Linked DNA regions of Homo sapiens: all the other regions are linked to region 4. A link is an interaction called in ENCODE POLR2A ChIA-PET data of the cell type or tissue named here. Cell type or tissue: OCI-LY7. All regions are shown on one strand. Links, peaks and the distances in the headings refer to the core of each region. The heading gives the core; the rest is flanking DNA. Region 1 overlaps SMG7 (SMG7 nonsense mediated mRNA decay factor). Region 2 overlaps LAMC1 (laminin subunit gamma 1). Region 3 overlaps NPL (N-acetylneuraminate pyruvate lyase). Region 4 overlaps SHCBP1L (SHC binding and spindle associated 1 like).

Region 1 (5,975 bases), core at 437-5,436, 550 kb before region 4:
GTACACAAGGAAGTCTTCACAAAAGAAGGTGAAGTTTAAGCTAAGCTAGTACAGTGTGGCACTTCCCACATGGGAAATGACATGGGAAGAGAGATTTAAGCAGGAATGCATATGCCATGATTAGAAAACAATGAGATTACTCTGGCTAAGGCAGTTGGTTTCTATCAGGGAGTAAGAAGATATCATGAGGCAGAGGTAGGTGCAGGTCATTTTATGGAAGGCCAACAATACCAGATAAATGAGTTTAAGGAAGTGAAAGCCATATACAAATACTTTTTCAAGACTATTAATATAGAAGCAACGCAAAGATTAATTGGCAGGGGGACAGGTGGTAAAGAACCTGAAAAAGAACCAGAATTTGTTAAACACATGTAAACCTTTGTTAACACTGACAGCAATTTTAGGAGATCAATGTTCCGTTTTACAAATAAAGAAATCAAGACACAGAAATGTTAAGTTGTTAGCCCACACAGAAAGTAGCAGATGGTGCTTAAAGCCCCAGATCAATGCTTCCTTCTTGATGCTTGCAGGAAGAAATGCAGGTAAGGTAACAGTAGGAAGAATTTTTCAAAAGAATGGGCAATGTAATTAGAATCATGAAATCTTGATGCTAAACGCAACAGAGCTCAGAACACCCTGTAAAGCCTCTGTGTATATACCACTGCCAGTATGAACTATTTGGTAATTGAGTACTTACTTGTATGCCCAGTGAAACTACTTGAGGGCACAGTCTCTTTTTATCCCCAGGGACCTGGGATATAGCATGGCCCAAACTGAATGTTTATTGGTGGAATGGATAGAAGGACAGATACAAGAGAGGGGGACACACAGAGGAAGGAAAACAAAAGTGTGAGTTTGAGGGAAAGGAAAACAATCAGTAAATGAATTTGGCCACCGTGAGGTCTTTGGCACCTTTGGAAATGGTAATTTCAATAATGTACTCAGAAAAAAATGGACTGATAGCAAGGGATTAAGGAAAAGTAGATGGTAACTAAAGGAAAAACATAGGTTAGGGCAAACTTGAAACGCTTGGCCATAAAACAAAGGTAAAGAAGGACAGAACTTGAAAAGAAAAATCAGATCAGGAAGGCCTTTTAAAGGAAAATTGAGATTGGTTCACAGAAAGTAAGATCGGTAAAGGGAATAATTTAAAAGAAGAGAGCGACACAAGTGAAAAAAGATCCTGAAGGATGGTAAACATTAAAGAGTACAGTTAAAGGAAGGGATTCTGTAGGATCCTGCCTGACCAAATTCCTTTTCCCTTTTTGAGGCCTACAGCAGCCACCAAATCTTTGAACTACCACTTCCACATCACCACTTCTCTGTCCATAAACCTACCTTATCTAAGAAAAACTTAGATGTGGTCAGCATACTAATTAATGCAATGTATTAAGTGAGTGAATCAATTTTTAAAAAACTTATTTGGAATAAAGGAGCCATGAGTTGTTCTTCCCGCCTGAAATGGCAATTTGCCCAATATCCACTTATTAAAATCCCATCCATCTTTCAATGTACAAACCAAATCTCACCTCCTCAAAGACACCCTCTCCACCCCATCTCCACCTCTGTTGGAATAAACTTCTTGCCTATACTTACATAATACCTTTGACCTACTATTATAGCTACTTAAATGTCTTTCTTTTAATTTGCCAAAGGCATAACCCCGGTAATTGTGCTCTATACAATAAGTATTCAATAATTGCCAGTAAAAGAACACAGATTTAAGAAATTAAAATATGTACAAATGTTTATGGATAATGTCTGCCTATGGTAACTAGCCTATTACTACCTAAAAGAAAACTGAAAAGAAAATCCAATCTGTGGCTTAGAGGAGAAAACAAGAAAATGAACCCATGCAGTGCATATATATCTTTACTACATATATTTTCTAAATCAGTGGTTCTCAACTGGGGGTGAATTTACAATCCAGGGGACATCTGGCAATGTGTGGACATTTTTTATTGTCACGATTGCAAGGGAAGATACTGGCATTTAATGGATAGAGGCCAGGGATGCTGCTGAACGTCTTACAATGCTCAAGACAACCCACCACAACAAAGAACTATCTGGACCAAGTCGTCAATAAGTGCCAAGGTTGAGAAATCCTGTTGTAAATGAAACAGACAAGAAAAAAACCCAAAGCTGCCACATAGTCTACTTGAGATTCCTAAAATTTTCTTAGACAATTAGTAGAATCACCTCCTCTTTCCACTGACTAAAAACTGGGTCTAAGGGAGAGTAAAAACAATGTTCCTAAGCAGCTCCATTTACACACTAACAAAAAAAGAGCTGGTTACAAGCTGTCACTTACCATGTGACATACCTGCCAAAATTCCACTCTTATATTTCCTTGTAAATGCTTAGTTACAATTTCCCAGACAGCTGATAAGTCTATTCATAACAATACAGCAACTAAACTAAAATATGGCTTGACTGCAAAACTTTAATGGCAATATATAATGGCCATCTGCCAATATACCTACAAACAGATGAATAATCCACTATCTACAAGACGTATGCTTTATAATTTATTCTCTACACAAGATCAATTAAACTAACCCATCTAAACTTTCAGGCACTCATTCATGACACTAATACAAAAATTTGAAAGGCTAGCCGGAGGCAGGAAACAATTTTTCTCAAGTATAAAACACACCAGCCCTTTTAAAGTGTGAACCACTCTCCACCTCAAAACTGCCTCATGAAACTTGCAATACTAGTGGGTCCAGATCTTACTGTAACACATCCATTAAAAACAACAACATAAAACTCAGCAATTGCTTCTTCTACCATGAAGGCAGAAGACCACAGCTGTTAGAAAGCAAAGAAATGAAACCTAAGATAGGACAGGAAGTATACATTTTGAATCCAAATGAAACCACAAGGGAAGCAGAAATTAACTGCCAAAATAATTTAGTCAGACAATATCCAAGCAGGTAATAAGCTATTAACACTGTTATAACAAAGACTTATAAGCCTAAAGAGACAGTCATTCATTCAAAAAATGTCACCACCTTTGGCTGATATTCCGGGACAAAAGCTACTTTACATTCTGTAAAGCATGTACCTGGTGGAAAGGAAGGGGATGGGGCAGGTGAAGAAGACTTCGTGGACCACATGGACTAAAATCAGCATGTGCTCTAAGACTTCTAGAAGCTTCAGGATACAGTGACTATCTGATCTAGCATTACTAGACTCTTCTAGAACCTGGAGACCATCCTATTTATATATTCCTCCCAATGCTCCCACTATCTTCTCTGTTCCTCTCCCCAGGCTAGGATAAGGCTTAGCTTGCTACTTTATCCAGCCTTATCTCCACTATCTCTCTGTTTCAAGATTTATAGTGATACATTTTTATTTTATACCATATTGGATATTTTACTTCCTATTTAAATGACAACCATTTTTCTGCTGGCTTAGAAAACAACCCTGTGGCTGTTATATTAGTAACAAAACTTCTGACAAGTGAGCCACTGAGATGCAGCGTCTTCACTATACATGTATCATACAAAAAATATATGTATATATACACACATATGTGCATAGACACATATACATATATGTATACATACACACATACACACATGTATATATGCACACATATGCACACACATGTATATATGCATATATACACATGCACACACGTATATATGCATATATACACATATGCACACACGTATATATGCATATATACACATATGCACACACGTATATATGCATATATACACATATGCACACACGTATATATGCATATATACACATATGCACACACGTATATATGCATATATACACATATGCACACACGTATATATGCATATATACACATATGCACACACATGTATATATGCATATATACACATATGCACACACGTGTATATATGCATATATACACATATGCACACATGTATATATGTATATATACACATATGCACACATACACACACACACACACACACAAAACAAAACAGATACTTTCTGGACCTTTCCTGTAAAGGAGTCTAACAGTAGGAATCCACTTCAAGTGGATCTCACTGAAACACTCACAGCATAGGAAGAAATTAGAGACAAAAGAGAATAGTGAAGGAAGAAAAGGAGGAAAGTTGAAGGGAGCATAGAGTATGAACAGTGGCTCCCACAATGGCAGCAGAAGTCATTCGGTGGCACCTGTGCCACCTTTTATAACAGGATTTGACCTGTTTGACTGGTATTCCCTATAGCTATGATTATTCTACTTTCTCATCTTCCAAAACAACTTTGATGTCTTCTCTGTCTGGTACTTTAATACTTCCCCCACTCCTGCTTTTCCAACTTTGATATGTTAATTTCCACTTTTCTTTTTTTCAAAATGCCATTATTTTAAAGCATAATATTATACCTCACCTGCGGCCTATCCTAACCTTCTCCTACCCCCATCAAATGAATTGTATTCAATACACCCTTTCTTTTACTCAACAGAGGTGTCAAAGTCTTTTAAAATCTTTCATTCTGTCATAAATCAAAAGAGAAAATACTCTGAATTCTCCTTCAATTTGAGTAATAAATTCCCAATGTTATTCGGCCTAGAACCCTCATATTTAAGATCATATTTTTATTTTTATAAAACATAACAAAGTATTTTCAACTTAACTGATTCTCTTAGAAGTCTTGTCAGTGTATTAAAAAGATACTTACCTTTCAACAAACAAAAAATTTCATTATCCTTTCCTGCCCAGAATATCATCATCTTTCCCACATAGAAGATAGGTTTTCTTCCTTTCATCTCTGCTCTATTTTTATAACTTGAGACTAATTCAGTTCCCTTGATGTTGAATTCTCTCTTTATTGGTCTTACTGGGACTTCTTGCCTCCTATCTTCATTTCTGACCCTTCTGAAACAGCCATCTTGCTCCTTGGTTTCCCACCACCCCACCATTTCAATGCCAGACATCCCAGCTCATTTACTCTAACAAATTAAAATTCAGCCAAGACAAAACTAATTTTCATCTACATGAGGCAGGATCTGTAGCTATAGAGATTAAAAATTGCCCAGTCATGATCTTCCACCACTGACAAAGGTAGGCAAGAAAATTCTTCAAGTCAAGGTCACGAAAACAATTGCTACACCCCCCAACCACATCCATTCAGCAATACTCGGCATCCTCCCTGAAGTGTCTATAAAAACCAACAGTTCTATTTTCAAAGAACGTGAACATAATGCTTCCCTAAAGACATTCTCTAGTGTCCCCACTGCAGACTTTAAATGGAATGATTATCTAAAAGAGGAGGAGGGAAATTCAGACTGGCACAAGCCTTTATGATTCCCACAACCACCACCTAGGTCTCAGACTTCTAACACTTGTTTTAATTTACTTAGGACAAATGCCTAAGATTGAGACAAGACTGGCTCCAGGAATCTTTAAGGGACCCCAGGACCTATGCCTCCCCCATTTTGCCTGCTCAATTTTAGCTGAAAAATATCATTGTATTCATTTTTTTTCTCCCTTCTTCAAAGAACTAAGTTCATCTCAAACTATCATTGATTCCACATCTAAGGAAGTCTTCCCTACCATGTCAAGCTATAAAATATAAGGCACATTAACAAGAAGCCTCTCAAAGTCCACTGATCTTCCCCATTAAAAGTACCACCACTCTGCCAATTTGTTTTTCATAACTTTCTAGATCCACTGCCAGTACCTTATTCAGGACCAAAGTCCCAAAGGGAATCTTTTGTAAGGAAAAGAACCTTACAAAAAGGACCAATTTTGAAGTCTTCCCCTTTTCTAAGCAGTAGTCACTCCCCAATTAATGTCAGGCTCTAACAACCTTACTTTTCTCTGTTATCCACCACTACATTACACAGAGTCATTTTCCTAACACATAGCTGTGAACATATTAATTCTAGCAAATCATCTCAGATTCTCCATTGTCTACCCATTTTAACTATAAATTATGGAACATGATATTCAGGATCCTCTTAAATATGGTCACCTTATCAA
Region 2 (5,000 bases), core at 1-5,000, 120 kb before region 4:
CATTGCAACCTCCACCTCCCAGGTTCAAGCGATTCTCCTGCCTCAGCCTCCCAGGTACCTGAGATAACAGGCATGCACCACCAGACTCAGCTAATTTTGTATTTTTAGTAGAGACGGGGTTTCACCATGTTGGTCAGGCTGGTCTCGAACTCCTGACCTCATGTGATCCACCAGCCTCAGCCTCCCAAAGTGCTGGGATTACAGGCGTGAGCCACCGAGCCTGGCCCAGTGATTCTATCTTTAAGAATCTGAGAGGCCAGGCACGGTGGCTCACGCCTGTAATCCCAGCACTTTGGGAGGCCGAGGCGGGCAGATCACGAGGTCAGGAGATCGAGACCATCCTGGCTAACGTGGTGAAACCCCTTCTCTACTAAAAATACAAAAAAATTAGCCAGGCATGGTAGCGGGTGCCTGTAGTCCCAGCTACTTGGGAGGCTGAGGCAGGAGAATGGCGTGAACCTGGGAGGTGGCGCTTGCAGTGAGCCGAGATCACGCCACTGCATTCCAGCCTGGGCGAGAGTGAGACTCTGTCTCAAAAAAAAAAAAAAAAAAAAGAATCTGAGAAAACAAGCAGAAACATTGATAAAGTGAGGTAAATATATCAAAGAACTATTACAACAGTCACAATGTAGAAGTAATTTCTAATAAGAGATAGGGTTAAATAGAGACAACACTATCTTTCAAAAGATGACTAAACAACATAATAAAAGCTCACATGGAGAGTACACAATATAACCAACACCAACTTTGAAATCTGATTGATAAAGGTCAACTGGCAGATAACACTACCTTGAGTGGGAACGACATCTTTAGCACATAAGATTCTAAGTGTATTATGCAAGGAGACTGAATTTGAAAAAAATAATGCACGGAAACACATGTGAAATGGTATCTACTACAGATTTGATTTACTATTGATGCTGCCCAAACTATTCCTATTATGCCCAGTTTAAAAAATAAAGAACACAATTGACACAAAGGAAGAAAATCCAGAATGATTTTTTTTTTTTGTTTTAGTTTGGTGAGAATGGGAGAGTATGGTATTTAAGGAGATAAGAAAACAGACACTTTTGGCTTGGCATGGTGGCTCACGCCTGTCATCCCAGCACTCTCAGAGGCCAAGGCAGGTGGATCACTTGGGGTCAGGAGTTTCAGACCAGCCTGGCCAACATGGTGAAACCCCGTCTCTACTAAAATTACAAAAATGAGCTGGGCATGGTGGCACATGCCTGTAATCCCAGCTACACGGGAGGCTGAGGCAGGAGAATTGCTTGAACCCGGGAAGCGGAGGTTGCAGTGAGCTGAGATCACACCACTGCACTTCAGCCTGGGCGACAGAGCTAAACTCCGTCTCAAAAACAAAAAAAAAAAACAAAAAAACCTTAAATTCAAAATTGGAGAAAATAGTTACAAGAAAATAAATCAAGAATATGGTATTGACACAACCTCTGTAGATAAACTTAAAAAATTAGATTTCTTTTACCACAATTATACAATTTTTTAAAAAGACTTCTGCCACAACTTATTCTAATACTGTAATTACAATCAGACCAGTATTAAAGTCTTTCCATTTCTGTATGTCTTCTCTACACCTGGGGATGCTATAGATGGCATTTTACCAAGAAAAATATTAAGATGATTCTGCTGAGAACTATTTAAAGAGCAGTTGTATACAACAAATATGAAGATTTAGTAAGAAAACTTGGAGAATTTGCTCCAAATTTAGTTTCTTCTATAAGAGTGGGAAAGTAGACTAGAAATATCAGCAAACATTTCTGGAGTACACATTAGATGCAAAGAACTATATTAATAATAAAGACAGGAAGAAATTCAAGATGTAGTCCCTGCCATCATATCTCCAGTTGGTGAGACAATATATATACCACAATGTTAATACTAGGTAACAACTTGGCTAAGAATCTGAATAGGAGGAAGTGATACCTGGTATTTTCGAGAGGGCTTTGGCTTCCTGTGTACAACAGAGCGGAAGGGAGAGAGAATATAGGGGCAGAAGACTATTTAAAAGACACGTGTGAGGATGAGGTGCTGTAAAGTGAAGATTTTCAAGCCCAACAGACACTCATGTCCCCAATACTATAACAAATATTTTAAAATGCTTCTCCTTTACCATCCCAAAATAAAACTCATAAATTATATAATCTACAACATATATAACTTACAAGTGGGGTGGGTGGTGTACATGTGTGTAGCTCTAACTATAACATAAAGCAGAAGTTAAAAGGAAATACACGCCTTTTAATAGGTAATAGCTCAGGGATTACTATACTAGAATGTATAACAAAGCTATCAGACATTTGTACTTATTTATAACAAGTTTATACTTTTAAAAACAGAATTGGATGTCATTCTGTACAAGGCATACAGGAAATGAAAGGATAGAGCTATAGGTGGACACTGCAATAAAAATCATTGTTGGGAAACGTAGCACCAGCAGATTTACCTGTATGTTTTAAGATAAAGAGGACATTTTAACTAAGTAGGTATAACAGGTCAGAACAAATTACACTGAGGGACAATGACGTATCTCTGCCAACTTTATCAGCATGTTTCCTTGTAAAATGTTCACTTACTCTTAGTGATTTCATTGTTCCGTAAGAAGAAACAAGGTAGACACAGTAATAGCTATTCACATTTAGGAAAAGATGGTTGAAAGCAAATTTCAAAATTTCAGCTACTATCAACACTTTTATTTACATTTGATATTTTAGAAAAAAAGAGGCTAAGAATATACAAATTGGTACACAGATTCACTCTGATTGCTAGAAAAGCAGACTGATTTACATATGTGTTGTATGGGCAACTTGAATATCATGAGAGGCAGCGTTGGCAGAGATGGGGCCTTCCGAATTGGTGAACTAACTCTCGGTAAGCTAAAAAAATATTTATATACATGGTGGTTGTATTCATGGGAAATTACATATAATAAAGTTATGAAAAAAACTGTTTATGTGTAAAGACAAAGTTATGTTCTAGGCTCAGGTATTTATAATCAGGTTTTTTAATAGCACAAATGTCCCGTGAGAAATCCAAAAGTTAGGCAGGATTTGGGCAATTCTTTGTTGTATGGGACTGTCTCCCATCCCCTCCAATTCCCCACAATCCCCTCCTGTCCACTAAATACCCCTACGGGGACAGTACCACACTCATTTGAGAACTACTTCTGTAGTGTTTACAGACAAATTACACATGGGTCTATCTATCCCCAAAACTTAAAAGACTCATATCTATCACATTTTACAAGACAACATTTTAACAAGGTCCCATACATTCAACACTCTTTGTTCCAAGTCTTTTAAATGCAATCCTTTCTCAGATGATAAATAAGGTTTCAGAGGGCGTTAGACAGTTTTGAAGAGAAAGAGACAAAAGAGCTTAAAATGCATGATCCACAGAATTGATATAAAAATATAAAGACTGACCTAAAATATCTCAGAAGCTTGAGAAATTTATCACACTCTGTAATTGAGTGATTTAGTTATGAAGAACAAAACAAAACCCAAGTCCCTCTATCAATGCTTCCTTGAGTTACCACTGGTTCAGTTTGCTTTGTTTTTTAGGGAAATACATGTATTAATCAAATCTCCAGTGAATTTTATGAATAGAAATGTTTCCATTTTCCAGATTACCACTTATTGCATCAAACAGTATGAACAGCAACTAATTTGGTAGCTAATTTTACCAAAAAGGTGAATAATATCTGTATACTACCTAATTTGATATTTTAGAGCTATTTTAATTAACTGAAACCTGTACCCAAAACATTTCTTAAAATGGCCTTACAGCAAAAGAAGTTGAAAACTAAGCTGAAAGAAACTGTTAGTATCATACCTCTTTACAAAAAAAGTGAGGTAGCTTACAGAAATAAATATTATGCAACAGAATTAAGAATGGCCTTCATAATTATAAAAGAGATAAACTTTAAAACATATCTCACCTATCAAATTAGCAGAGCTTTATAAAGGCATAATATTTAAGGGGAATTTTTTTAAATGTATTCTGTATATTGTTCTAATCAACAGAGAAAAAAGTAAAAGAGTTAAGGCTTGGTAAGGAGAAACAAAACTGTCATTATTACAGATGATGACTACCTACATATAAACCCAATAGAAGCTAAAGACAAATTATTAGAATAAAACAATTAAGCAAGTGGTTATAAGGTCAACACACACAAAAAAAGTTTTATTTTTATATACCAGTGACAAAAGAGTTAGAAAGTGTAATTCAGAAAAAATTATAATAGCAATAAAAAATAAAATGTATCTAGGAATAAATCCATCAGGAAAAGAGCAAGGCTCATGAGGAGAAAACTATTAAATATTATTGGAGTTAAACAGAGAAGATATAAATTATACCATGTTCATGGAGAAAAAAATCAATAATAAAGATGTCAATTCAATCCAAATGGATACACAAACTCAATGCAACTTCAATCGAGATGCAAACAGCTTACTGAGGAACTTGACAACCTGATTCTAAATTTTACATGGATAAGCACAGGCCTAAACATAGCTAAGATATTTCTAAAATAGAAGAATAAGTTGGAAAGGAAATTGTCCTAGCAGATAAAGACAATGCACATGAATCGACTCCAGATAAACTTAAATGTAGAAAGGCAAAACTTCAGAAGATCCTTAAAAGAAAATATAAGGAAAGACTTCTTACATAAGACTCAAAAGGGCTAACAGAAAAAGTACCCACAAATGTGATCGCATTAAAATTAAGACATTTTGTTCAAAAGATATCACAGAAAAAATGTAAAAGACAAATTATACACTGGACACACTGGAAGATAAGGAAAACACATAACTGACAAAGGATTAGTATAAAGAATATATGAAGAATTCTACAAATCAATAAGGGAAAGAAAACATGATGAGACATTTTGCGGAGAGGAAATATGAAAGACCAATAAACACATGAAAAGATACTCTCCTTTATAAATAAAACCACTAAGATACAATTTTATACCACCAAATGAT
Region 3 (5,898 bases), core at 899-5,898, 100 kb after region 4:
CACCAGGCTAGAGTGCAGTGGTGCGATCTTGGCTCACTGCAACCTCCGCTTCCCGGGCTCAAGCGATTCTCCTGCCTCAGCCTCCTGAGTAGCTGGGACTACAGGCGTGCGCCACTACACCCAGCTAATTTTTGTATTTTTAGTAGAGATGGGTTTCACCATGTTGGTCAGGCTGGTCTCGATCTCGTGACCTCGTGATCTGCCTGCCTCGGCCTCCCAAAGTGCTGGTATTACAGGCATGAGCCACGGCACCCGGCCATGATATTCATTTCTAAGCTACTGGATGTTAACAGAGCTAAACTCAGACCTGGTCATTTTAAAATCATATTTCTCTTTATGTTCACAAAAGCTCACTCACCATCTTAAAAATCCTCTAAGCATTGACTTCACAAAAGCAAAAATAGAAAAATAGTTCTTTGTTTATTGGATACCCAAGAATTAATTTTAGAATTTAAATTTGGCTTTAGTATCAGTAAGTACGGATATCACATCCTCAGAACCAAAAACGAACAACTCATTTTCTTCTTTCAGGAAATTAAAAGCTACAAAGGCAAAAAGAGGGTTGAGGATATATGAATATAACAACTTTTAACTAGCTGACTAATTAAAGAGAGGATTAGCAAAGATAATTGAAGTCTACTTATAATTTCAAATTTCCATTTTGAAAAAGTTTTATTTTTAATTCAAAGAGATTAAAATAAGGAGCAAAACTGATATGAATTTCAAATACTCTTTCTCTGCCAATGATCAAAACAATTAGAGATGAAATGAAAACAAAATCTTAGGTAATTAACAGACTGGATAGTCAAGTTTAAAATCAGTAAGGGTTAACTGTCAATATACTTTGATATCAGAAAGCTTATATCAAGGTTTGTTAGAAGGGAGATTAAACAGTTGTTGATACATTACACAGAAAGAAAAGAGTAAAAGGAGGTATGGAGAGAAAGTTCTGAGTCCTTTGGGTCCTCCCCAAATCTTCTATCACTAAACAAAAGTCACTAGTTGCAAGTGTGACAGGATAATAACATTAGCCCCTGGGCTCACTGCAGAAAGGAAGTCAGCCTTCGATTTCAATAATTCAGGGTCCTGCGGGAGAGACAGTCTTCTCAGTGGAGGAAGGGGAAGTTTGTGGTGCCCAGAGGAAGAGTCCTTTGGTTCTTTGAAACTTTGAGTTTTGAGTTTTCTGTATAGAAAAAAGTGGAGACTTAAATTCATCTTTGGGGAAGACTTTTTCCTTTGTTATGAGAAAGCCGCCCTTTACTTAGTTATAGGAACTGAAACAAGTCCTCACCTGACCCAGTGTTTTTAAAGAGCGAAAAGTGGTGACATCGAAATGAATTCAAAAGCATCCATTCTAGAGTTAGACTGAGCAGCCAAATGAGCTGGTGTATTTTGAGTTGTATACAGTTGAGACATGTTACAGTTTGGTATTAAAGTGCCTGCCTAAATGCAGTAGCTCAGAGTTTTCCTAGATTCCAAATGAATATTTATTAAAATGAAGACATATTATAGTGGTTTAAAATTAGACAACTTTAAAATAGGATTAGGAACCAGAGACCGAGATAATGAGAGCTCCTAAAGACAGATGGAATTAATCAATTACAATTTTCCTCTTGATTCCATTTCATCCATATAAACAGAAATTTCTCCACAAAAAAATCTGTGAAATGAATGACTGAGAGTTGTGACTCCTAGAGTTTTTGCCCCTTCACAAAATAAGACTTTTTAAGGCTCACAAAAGGTACCTCAATGCTTATTGTGAGATTTCATTTGCTAGGAGAGTTTATTCAAGTTCATCTAAAATTCCCTGAGAAAAAAATGCACTATTTAAGGTAGATTATGTCTCAAGGTGCAAACCCTGATTTGATAGAGAGGCACTAGCTACCAGCTTCCAAGTTTCCATCCTTTAAATCAGTGAAAGAAAGGAAATCCAGGCTCTTCAGTTTAGCTTCAGCACTATCAGTAAACTCCCTGGAGGCTTTCTGCAGTGGAAGCCGGGGTGGGCCCATTGGAATCCCAGAGACCAGAGTCATGATGGCTTTGGTCTGTGACACTCCAAAACCTAGACGGGAAAAACAAATGAGGAAACATGACTGGTACCGTCTATCTCTCCACAAAAATCCCAAAGAAGGAGATCATATGCTAACAGCAACTACTACAACAGGGTAAGATTAAAACAAAAGATGGGAACATTTCTAGTCAATATGACAGATGAGCAATCATTCGAAATCCCTCTTCCTGCTTCAAACACAGAACGCTGGAAAATTTTAAAAGTTGATCACAGTAAAAGAAAACAAAGACTCAAGGTTAATCTTAAACCCAAGAAGGAGAAGCCAAAGGTGTCAGGAATAAAGAGGTCAGAAGGGTGAGGAGAAGCTGATGCCAAACAGCCCTTGAGGATAATCTGATTTAGGAATATACTATTGTTGATCAAAGGAGGTAGGACTTTATTGCCAGCATGAAATTTAGTTTAAGCTTATTTAGGAAGTCCCTAAGAAATGCAGTACTTAAGGTGGCTTATGACTCAACGCTGCTGTTTTCATGCTGGTGTTATACGGCTGGGATGGGAATGGAAAATGAAGCCTTAGATCTATGCATGGTGAGAAGCTGGAATTAAACTACCTATGTAAAACTGGTAGTCAGCCTTCTGTAAAAAGCAATAGAAAAAAACCCAGCCCACTGGTCTGGGGATAAAGAAGAAAGCTTGACTTCTACTAGGCTTGTGGATGGAAACAGATCTCATGAAAGAAATCTCAAGCCTGAGCCAAAGGTGAATGGTGGATCTCAATGTATGTCACACACTTAGTATAGGTACTATACTAAAAAATTAACCGAAAGACTGGTTAGAACTGGTGGAACTACAGTGTCCTAGCAGAGGCAAATGTAAACTCACTTGATAGGGCACCTTACAACCTAATGTTCAATGGGTTACCCAGAAAACAACAGTCTCTGAACATGAGCTCAAAGCTAAAAATTACAAAACCCATGAGGAAAAGCAGCAGCAGGAGAACCAGCACATTCAAAAATGACAAAACTTACATCCTGAGAGTAGATGACAGAAAATTCTGAAAGAGACTTCTCAGAGATAAAAGAAGGAATAGAAGCCATAGGCTAAGAGAAGTAAAGAACAGTAGAGTATAAAACAACAAGAAATACTGAAAAAAATATATATATTTAGGGAAATCAAACAGTAAAAACATAGCTAAAGAAAGAATTAGTGATTTTCAAGGTAGATCTAAGGAAATAATCCAGAATACAGCATAGAAAGATATGTTAAATGTTTTTTAAAATTGAGATACAGATTGAGAAAATCCAAAATACAACTAATAGACTTTCAGAATGAGAGATTTGAGTAAATGTAGTCAAAACATTCTTTACAGATAACAGAGAATTTTTTCAGAACTAAAGAAAGACAAAGCCTTCAGATTGGAGAGGCAAATGGAAGATCAGGTACACTGTTAATATGTAAAAAGCATAACTAATAATTATCCATCATAATCCCCAATCCCCATCTTCTAAAATGTCTGTAATTTGTTTTCTTAGCTGGCTATTGCGTTCAGATTCAAGATAGAAGAACTAACTTTCTTTTGCTAAGTTAACTTAGTTGCAGTAAAAACTGAGCATTGGGAGGGAAAATATTAGCATGATCGAATATACAGTAGGTCTCCCTTGTCTGCAGTTTCACTTTCCATGGTTTCAGTTACCTGTGGTCAACTGCAGTCCAAAAATAATAAGGTATTTTGAGAGACAGACAGAGAGACTGACCATAGTTATATAACTTTTATTGCAGTATATTGTTATAATTGTTCTATTTTATTATTAGTTACTGTTTATCTCTTACTATGCCTAATTTATAAATTAAACTTTACCATAGGTATGCATGTACAGGAAAAAACATAGTATATATAGGGTTTCGTATTATCTGCAATTTCAGGCATCCACTGGTCATCTTGGAACATATCCCCCTGAGATAAGGGGGGACTACTACACACATCAAGCTTTTAGTTTGTCTAAAATTTTAACAGTTCAATACCTATTTTAATGTATTTTAGGAACATAATAATTATCACACCAAACCCACAATTTTGTGAAACCATTGCTTAGAAAAATGGAACAATAATAGGTAGTTCATAGCACTGGCAGCACACAAATGTGCAAAAATCACGAAAGTGGAAAAACAAACAGAAACGTCCTTGAAGGAGTAAGAGAGTGGGTTGAGAACCCTGCAAGAATGAGGGGCATAACACAGAAGAGGTGCTTGGGGGAGAGGGAGGAGTTGTCAGAATTATGCAGGACTCTGACAGGGAGCAGGGAGGTCTACCAAAAATAAACTTAAAAATTTTCCTGCATTAACGCAGATTCAATTGGCCCAAGGGCCAATCTCTTGCAGAAGAGTGGATAGTGGCATTTGTCATTTGTTATAGAAGATTTAAGAGACTCTGGAGCGGTTTCTCTACTCAAATTCACTGTATTTCTCCCCACGACTGCTCCCCAATTTTACTTTGTCATATTATCCAAACCTCCATCCATTTAGGCTTACTTGTGTTAATAAACTCTGTTTAAATTGTAAATACTCTTGGGAGAGCTGTCAGTCATTCACAATTTAGTAAAATCTGTATTTAGACTGCCTTCCTCCAAGCACTTAGGCTGAAATCAACCTCAATGCAGTAGTAGAATTTTAATGAGCTGAAGCAAGTAAAGGGAGGGAGTGCTGATGGTTTAGGAGAGAAAGAATGGAAAATGGGGTAGGCATGTGCTAAAATGGAGAAGGTTGCCAAAGATTTTCCAACTAGGTTTACTTCACAGTTTTATATGGTTGGCCCCGAGGGTTAATAAGGGAAACAGAACTCTGCTTGCAACAGACCATTAAAAAGTGTTCTTGTTGAACCCTCAGAGAAAGTGATGGTATTCCATTTTCTTTACAGTCTCCAGCAGCAGACAAAGCAGAAGATGGGTGGCACTTACCTAGTTTGACAACAAAGTTGATAAATCTCTGGATACAAAACTAGAAAAGAACAACATATCTATAGTTAGTATTATTGAACTGTGTAAACAATGTAAATAATGTAGAAGTCAAATTACAGAAACCCTAAAAAGTCTGCACACCTTCATTTACTGAAGGTCTGTCAGAGTGGAGAAAAATAGCCAAGTGAAGATGGCTGGGATCCATCCAGGCTAAGGTAAGATCTTTTCATACATGTAGGCTTTACAAAATGGGCCCGTGCAGAAAAGAAGCTTCAATGATGGAATTCTACAAGAGAGTAAAGATGGGAATCACACCCCTTATCCATCTGGCTTACATAGGTAAACTTATCAGCTAGTGCAGTGGTTTTCAAACTCAGGTGCATATAAGCTCTGGGGCACCTTCCAGGATGCCTAAGGAGCACATGGCTAAGGCTAAGATTTATGGGAATCAATTTCTAGATCCTCAACTTCCATAAGTGCTGTTTTCTAAAATTGATCAGCATAAGAATCTGCATGAAATGGAGGTGCAGGTTGTTCTTTTCTGTTTCCCCTTGCACAGTCTTTTCTACTTTTGAAAAAAAATAAAGACAGCCTTCTATATCACTGCCTTGGGATACAAATCAAAATATCAGTATTGGTATTGATAAAGAGAGGGACAGTGATTCTTCTAATTAATAGGTAATAAGTCCTCTCAAAAATCAGAGGTTTTTCAATGATTTCCTTTCTACACTGCTACTCAGGTTTCAGCTGAAAATCATTAAAGCATTCTGTGATTTTGGCATATGACTCAAAAAATGTTCAAAGAACTGGGTGACACTGCTATAACAAAATTCCTTCCATTATTATCTAACTTACATGAACACAGTTTTGTAGCACTTACTTCTCTAAAAACAAAAATAGTATTGATGCTGAACCTCAACTTATCCTAGCATT
Region 4 (5,975 bases), core at 441-5,440:
ATATAGCAAAAAAAAAAAGTGTATGAATGGTTCCCTGTTTCTCAAGATCAAGACCACTTGCTTAAATAGATATAAAAATGCTGAGTGGGTTTGATTTTGAAATGTTTAACGAAACTTTTGGAGGATACTGCTATATGTTTAAATTCAGTTTTTAATAACTTGCATAGAAAATTATTAGAAAGTTTCCTGAAATCATAAGTTTTACAAAAATATATAATAATTGAGATACAGCTCAAAAATATTGGTACTGGCCAGGCTCATGCCTGTAATCCTAGCACTTGGGGAGGCCAAGGTGGGAGGACTGCTTGAGGCCAGGAGTTCAAGACCAGCTTGGGCAATGTAATGAGACCCTGCCTCTTAAAAAAAAAAAAAAAAAAGCCAGGCAAGGTGGCACATGCCTGTAGTCCTAGCTACTGGGGAGGCTGAGGTGGGAGGATTGCTTGAGCCCAGGAGGTCAAGGCTGCAGTAAGCCATAATTGCACCACTGCACTCCAGGGTAAGACCCTGTCTTTAATAAAAAAAAAAAAAAAAAAAAAAAATACATATATATATATATATATATACACACACACACACACACACACACACACACACACACACACACACACACACATATACTCCAGGGCAAGACCCTGTCTTTAATAAAAAATATATATATATGTATATATGTGTATATATATATATATATATATATATATATATATATATATATATACACACACACTAAAGCCACATCCTCTTAGCATAAAGCACTAATCAAAGTGCAGCAGAGAATGCAAAAGATTACACTAAAGAGATTACTGGTAAATCCTTATCTATTGGAAAAAGAGTGTCCCTTTTGGCTGACAGTAATGATAAAAGCCAACAGTTATACTGAAACTTTTTATCTGACTTTCTGTTGGAGACACTTAAATGATAGAGATACGAACAGGAAACATAAAGAAAAGCAGGAAGAAGAGAAAGAACTAATTAGAAGTGCTGAATAGCAAACAATATAAAAACAACTAAGAGAGAAGCTGGAACAGTTCTGCTGGGAGACCAACAGCCAACTATTTTATGGAGATAATATCCTTTGAAACAAAACGATATATTAATTGAGCATAGTATCTAAAATTATGTATATTCGAAAATATTCTGATGCCTCCCTGTCACAGGCATAACCCATCTTTGTGTGAGTCTACAACTCAATGGATTATGAAAGTACACCCCGGAAATTTTTCTACTGTATTGGAAGGTTGAGGTAGCTGAGGCAATGGTTGCAGAGGGTTGCATGCAGATTTCCAGGTACTATCAATTAAAATGAAAATATTTTAGAGTTTAAGGATTTAAACATGCAGTGATCTAAAAGATCTGAATCATTACATTGCTCTCAAGTTGCTCATTGCTCTCAAGGAACTTATAATTGATGAAAACATTTCTCAAAGATGCTTAGTACCAAGTTTTTATTTACAAGTAAGGACAAGGTCAGTCTTTTTCATGTTAATTTAATTATAACTAAATATTTTCAACTATAGAGTTCATGGACCTTTCTTTCCAAGAATTCTGAGGCGTAGGAAAGGAAAAAGAGAATTTGGAAAGACTATAACACATATTGTAGCAAAAATGATGACTACTGAAATGGTAAGAAATAAACTATTCTTATTTGTTATTTAAGTATTAGCTGTGTATAATCGGAAAAGAAGCTCCCTGAGGGTGGAGTCCTTGTCTAATCATTAATGCCTTATTTTCTCAACTACCTCCAGCTCAGTTATTGCCATATAATAGATACTAAATAAATAAATGGTGACAACTATTTACTGAGTACTAACCTTGTAGCCAGGTACTATGTTAGTTGCTTGGTGAAGATGAGACATAAACGTGAGAAAGACTGCATTTAGGGGAGACAAAATGTTGATCCAGACCCACAGTCTTCCTTCTTCACACATTTGAAAATTTCAAGCATGGTGGAAATATGGACACAAGTATATAGGCAGTTACAATTATGACACAGAATGATAAATGCTATGATAAGGATATGTACCCGGTACATGTAGAATGGGTACATAAGACAGAATTAGGAGTCTGGAAATGCTGAATAGAAGAAATAACTCAGCTGAATCCTGAAGGATGAATATAAATTTATCCAGCTCAAGAACAAACAAATGTTCTGAGCCAAAGAGCAAATATTTTCATTTCACTTGACCTCTCAGTAGCGTTTCAAATCTCTCTCATTGAAATAATCTCTTTCCTTGTTTTATGTTAGTATACTTTCAAGGTTTTCATTCTTTCTAGTTACTTTTTTTCTCATGTCCTCTAAATGCTTGGTACTTGTCTTTTTTATGCACTATATTATCCCAAAGTGATTTAGCTAATCTTCTCCCATAACTTCACTTATATATACAGGTACTTTTCCAGAATGTATTTGCATAGCCCAAACTTTTGCTCTAAGCCCCAAACCTATGTGTCCAACTGCCTATTGCTTATGACCACTTAATTGTCTCACCAGTACATCAATTAATTGTCTGCAATTAATTTCATAATCTTATCCCATTGACTTGCTTTCATTCTGGAGTTCTCTGTTTCAATAAATGGTACCATCATCTACTTGGTTGCTAATAACAATTTTCTGGGAGTTATCTTGTTCATATTTCTCATCACTTTCATACACACTCACTTTTTTCCTTCACTCACCCTACATCCTGGGATAAGCTGTGTTGTTTCCTCTGCCTGCTGAGCCACTGTTCATCCTTCAGGTCTTGATTTAAATATTTCCACAGGAAAAGGCCTTCTCAACCTTTCATAATACATTAGACTGCTGTATACAATTATAGTACCTTGTATTTTTCCCTATTGACACTTTCCTTTATCATGACTACATTTAACACTTTTGTGGCTATTTAATGTCTGTCTCTTTCACTAGTATGTGAGCTTCTTGAGAGCAAAGAGTATTTACCACTCATCCAGTCACCTAGCATGATGCTTGGTACATGGTAGGTGCCCAGCAATTTTTGGTGAATGAATAAATTAGTGTATGTAACAAGAGAGGTTAGTATATATGAGGAACCGAAAGAAGGCCACCAAGGCTGGTGGTTAACATCTAAGAGAGTGATGAAAGATAAAGCTGGCATATTAGATAGTCTTGTCTGCTATTCTACCAATTTTTATTCTTTTCAACAAAATTTAATTTTCCTTTTAATTACTTATTGGAGCATATTATTCAATCATGTTGATTATTCCACTAACATCTTTATAAACACCTTTTAAAACATCTTTTTAAAAAGGTATAAATCTTGCTTTTATCCTCAGCTTTATTTTGTCATTTTTATTTTTACTTCTCCTTTTCACTTTTAAATAGGTCCTGGCTTTATTCACTTTCTTATATGACAGAAATTTCTATGATTTTTTTTGTTCAGTGCTTTGCAATTCTGTTTTCATTTGTGTAATTATACCTGAACTTTGGAGGCCAGAATAATTAGAGGGAGACTACTGTGAGGAGAAAGTATCATCAGCTTCCAGTTTACTTAGACCTTGGATTTTAGATTTACTTTTGAGGTTCATGAAATATAGCTTGATAGTAGTATAGCTGTGCATATAAGCTTTTTTTTTTTTTTTTTTTGAGACGGAGTCTCGCTCTGTCGCCCAGGCTGGAGTGCAGTGGCGTGATCTCGCCTCACTGCAAGCTCCGCCTCCCGGGTTCACGCCATTCTCCTGCCTCAGCCTCCCGAGTAGCTGGGACTACAGGCGCCCGCCACTACGCCCGGCTAATTTTTTGTATTTTTAGTAGAGACGGGGTTTCACCCCGTTAGCCAGGATGGTCTCGATCTCCTGACCTCGTGATCCGCCCTCCTCAGCCTCCCAAAGTGCTGGGATTACAGGCGTGAGCCACCGCGCCCGGCTGCTGTGCATGTAAGCTTTAACAATTTCCTCATCTTTGAAGATTCTTGACTGAGAATTCTTGCTCTATACCCACCCCTTAGACGCAGTTTATTCATGCCCATCATCTTATGTTGGTGATCTTTACAAGCAGTGCAGTGGAAAGGCATGGACTTTGTAGTTAGATACCCAATGTTCAAATACCCTGAGACCACTTAATAAACAATCTTAGGCAAAGCGCATAACCTCTAAGCCTCAATTTCCTTACTTGCAGAATGCTTTAAAAGGAGAGAGAGAGAGTATATATATATATATATATATATATATATATATATATATATATATATATATATATATATATATAGTGCTAGTTAAGAGCATGGGCTCTAAAGACAAATTGCCTGGATTCTTGGTTTTGCCACTTACTAGTTAGGTGATTTTCAACCAATTATTTAACCCATCTGTAGTTTAGTTTCTCATATGTAAAATTGGGATAATAATCCTATGTTTCATATTTATAGAGTTGCTGTAAAGATTAAATGAGTTTATATTTGTAATATGCTTAGAATAATGCCCAGCACATAGTAAATGCTCAATAAATGTTTACCACTTGTTTCAGTTTCTGAACTAAAGTTAAACATTAGTCATTCTCCCAGATCTAGGAGAAACAGTGGTATTCCCATTGTGTATCATAGGCCTTTATCCTCTTGTTGATCACAGGCTTTTCCTTCTTTCAATCTGGAGACGGTATAGTGTGATGTTGGAGAACATAGACTTTAAGATCATAAAAACCTGGATTTGATTCACAGTTTTGCTTCTTAATATTTCTATGAGATTAAACAAATTACATGGTTTCTCTTATTTCCTCATCTGTAAAAGAGAATAATGAAGTCTGTCCCATAGAGTGTTAGGCTTAAGTGAAATAATTTATATAAATCTTTTAGCAAAATGCCTAGCACATAAATAAATGTCAACTGATATTATTATTACTATTTTGCAGTTTATATCCCAATAATATAGCCATCATTTTTGCCAGATTTTTCCTGAAGTGCTACAGAAGGTGATAACCATGTCTGAAAATATACGAAGTACAAAGAAGAATTTAATCAGTTTTCTTCCATCTGTACTACTGATTCTGTTGCCATCTGCCTCCTCAGAGACAGTGTGCTCTCAGTTATTCCTTCTTTTTTTTGGTATCTTTTTTCCTTTCTTAAAAAACTTGAGGTGAAATTTACATAGCAAAATTAACTGTTTTAAAGTGATATTCATTGACATTTAGTAGGGTCACAATGCTGTGTACATCTGTCTGGTTCCTAACCATTTTCATTACCCAAAACCAGAACCCCATACCTCCATTTCCCCTTTCCCCCACCTCCTGACAACCAACAATCTGCTGTCTCTGTAGATTTATGATTCTGGATATTTCATATAAATGGAATCATAAAATATCTGACCTTTATGTCTGGCTTCTTTCATCTAGCATGATGTTTATAAGGTTCATCCACATTGTAGCATTTATCAGTACTTCATTCATTTTTCTGGCTGAATAATATCCTTTTGTATGTATATACAATGATCTGCTTATACATTCATCAGTTGGTGGATATCTGAGTTGTTTCTGCCTTTTGACTATTGGGGAAAGTGGGGCTGTGAACATCTGTGTGCAAGAGTTTGTCTGACTACTTGTTTTCGATTCTTTGGGGTATATACCAAAGACTAGAATTACTGGGTCATATGTGCAACTTTATGAGGAATTGCCAAACTGTTTTTCACAGGGGCTGAAACATTTCACATTGTCATCTGCAAAGTATTAGAGTTCCAATTTCTCCAGTCCTCACCAAAACTTTTATCTTTTTTTATTATTTATTTTTTCTCTTTCTTTTATTTTTAAAATTACAGTGATCCTAGCGAATGTGAAGTGGTATTTCATTGTAGTTTTGATTTTCATTTAACTAATGACTAATGATGTTGAAGATGCTGAACATCTTTCCATGGACTTGTTGGCCATTTGTGTATCTTCCTTGGAGTAACATCTATTAAATTCATATCCCATTTTGTAATTGGGTTGTTTGTCTTCTTGTTATTGACTATAAGAGTTATTTATATATTCTGAATACTAGACC

Evidence for each region. ChIA-PET counts read pairs that join two places held together with the same protein. Peaks named below come from ENCODE experiments on the same cell type or tissue, not always from the same donor. Only the 100,000 strongest peaks of a DNase experiment are listed, where the experiment ranks them.
Region 1: POLR2A ChIA-PET joins it to region 4 with 5 read pairs; 1 of 35 experiments calls an interaction of 5 or more read pairs at or near these places.
Region 2: POLR2A ChIA-PET joins it to region 4 with 5 read pairs; 2 of 35 experiments call an interaction of 5 or more read pairs at or near these places.
Region 3: POLR2A ChIA-PET joins it to region 4 with 9 read pairs; 1 of 35 experiments calls an interaction of 5 or more read pairs at or near these places.

What each region holds. Positions count from the first base shown.
Region 1 is chr1:183,475,381-183,481,355 of GRCh38, reverse strand. The region is part of intron 1 of SMG7 (SMG7 nonsense mediated mRNA decay factor); the gene reads right to left. Among named protein-coding and RNA genes, the nearest start is that of SMG7, 5.9 kb to the right of the region's middle. RefSeq lists an enhancer at 356-435. In OCI-LY7, for the core only: no CTCF peak of the experiment used is centred there; a DNase peak (open chromatin) is centred at 2,815; H3K4me3 peaks cover 4,897 bases; H3K27ac peaks cover 5,000 bases.
Region 2 is chr1:183,045,836-183,050,835 of GRCh38, reverse strand. The region is part of intron 1 of LAMC1 (laminin subunit gamma 1); the gene reads right to left. Among named protein-coding and RNA genes, the nearest start is that of LAMC1, 25 kb to the right of the region's middle. In OCI-LY7, for the core only: no CTCF peak of the experiment used is centred there; a DNase peak (open chromatin) is centred at 1,965; H3K4me3 peaks cover 2,996 bases; H3K27ac peaks cover 3,243 bases.
Region 3 is chr1:182,824,888-182,830,785 of GRCh38, reverse strand. NPL (N-acetylneuraminate pyruvate lyase) reads right to left here. Exons shown (of 13, transcript NM_030769.3): 12 at 4,966-5,005; 13 at 402-2,062. The coding sequence ends at 1,878. Among named protein-coding and RNA genes, the nearest start is that of DHX9, 12 kb to the left of the region's middle. RefSeq lists an enhancer at 1,064-1,213. In OCI-LY7, for the core only: no CTCF peak of the experiment used is centred there; a DNase peak (open chromatin) is centred at 1,295; H3K4me3 peaks cover 820 bases; H3K27ac peaks cover 717 bases.
Region 4 is chr1:182,925,292-182,931,266 of GRCh38, reverse strand. SHCBP1L (SHC binding and spindle associated 1 like) reads left to right here. Exons shown (of 10, transcript NM_030933.4): 6 at 1,515-1,620. Among named protein-coding and RNA genes, the nearest start is that of SHCBP1L, 25 kb to the left of the region's middle. In OCI-LY7, for the core only: no CTCF peak of the experiment used is centred there; a DNase peak (open chromatin) is centred at 3,026; H3K4me3 peaks cover 2,229 bases; H3K27ac peaks cover 2,241 bases.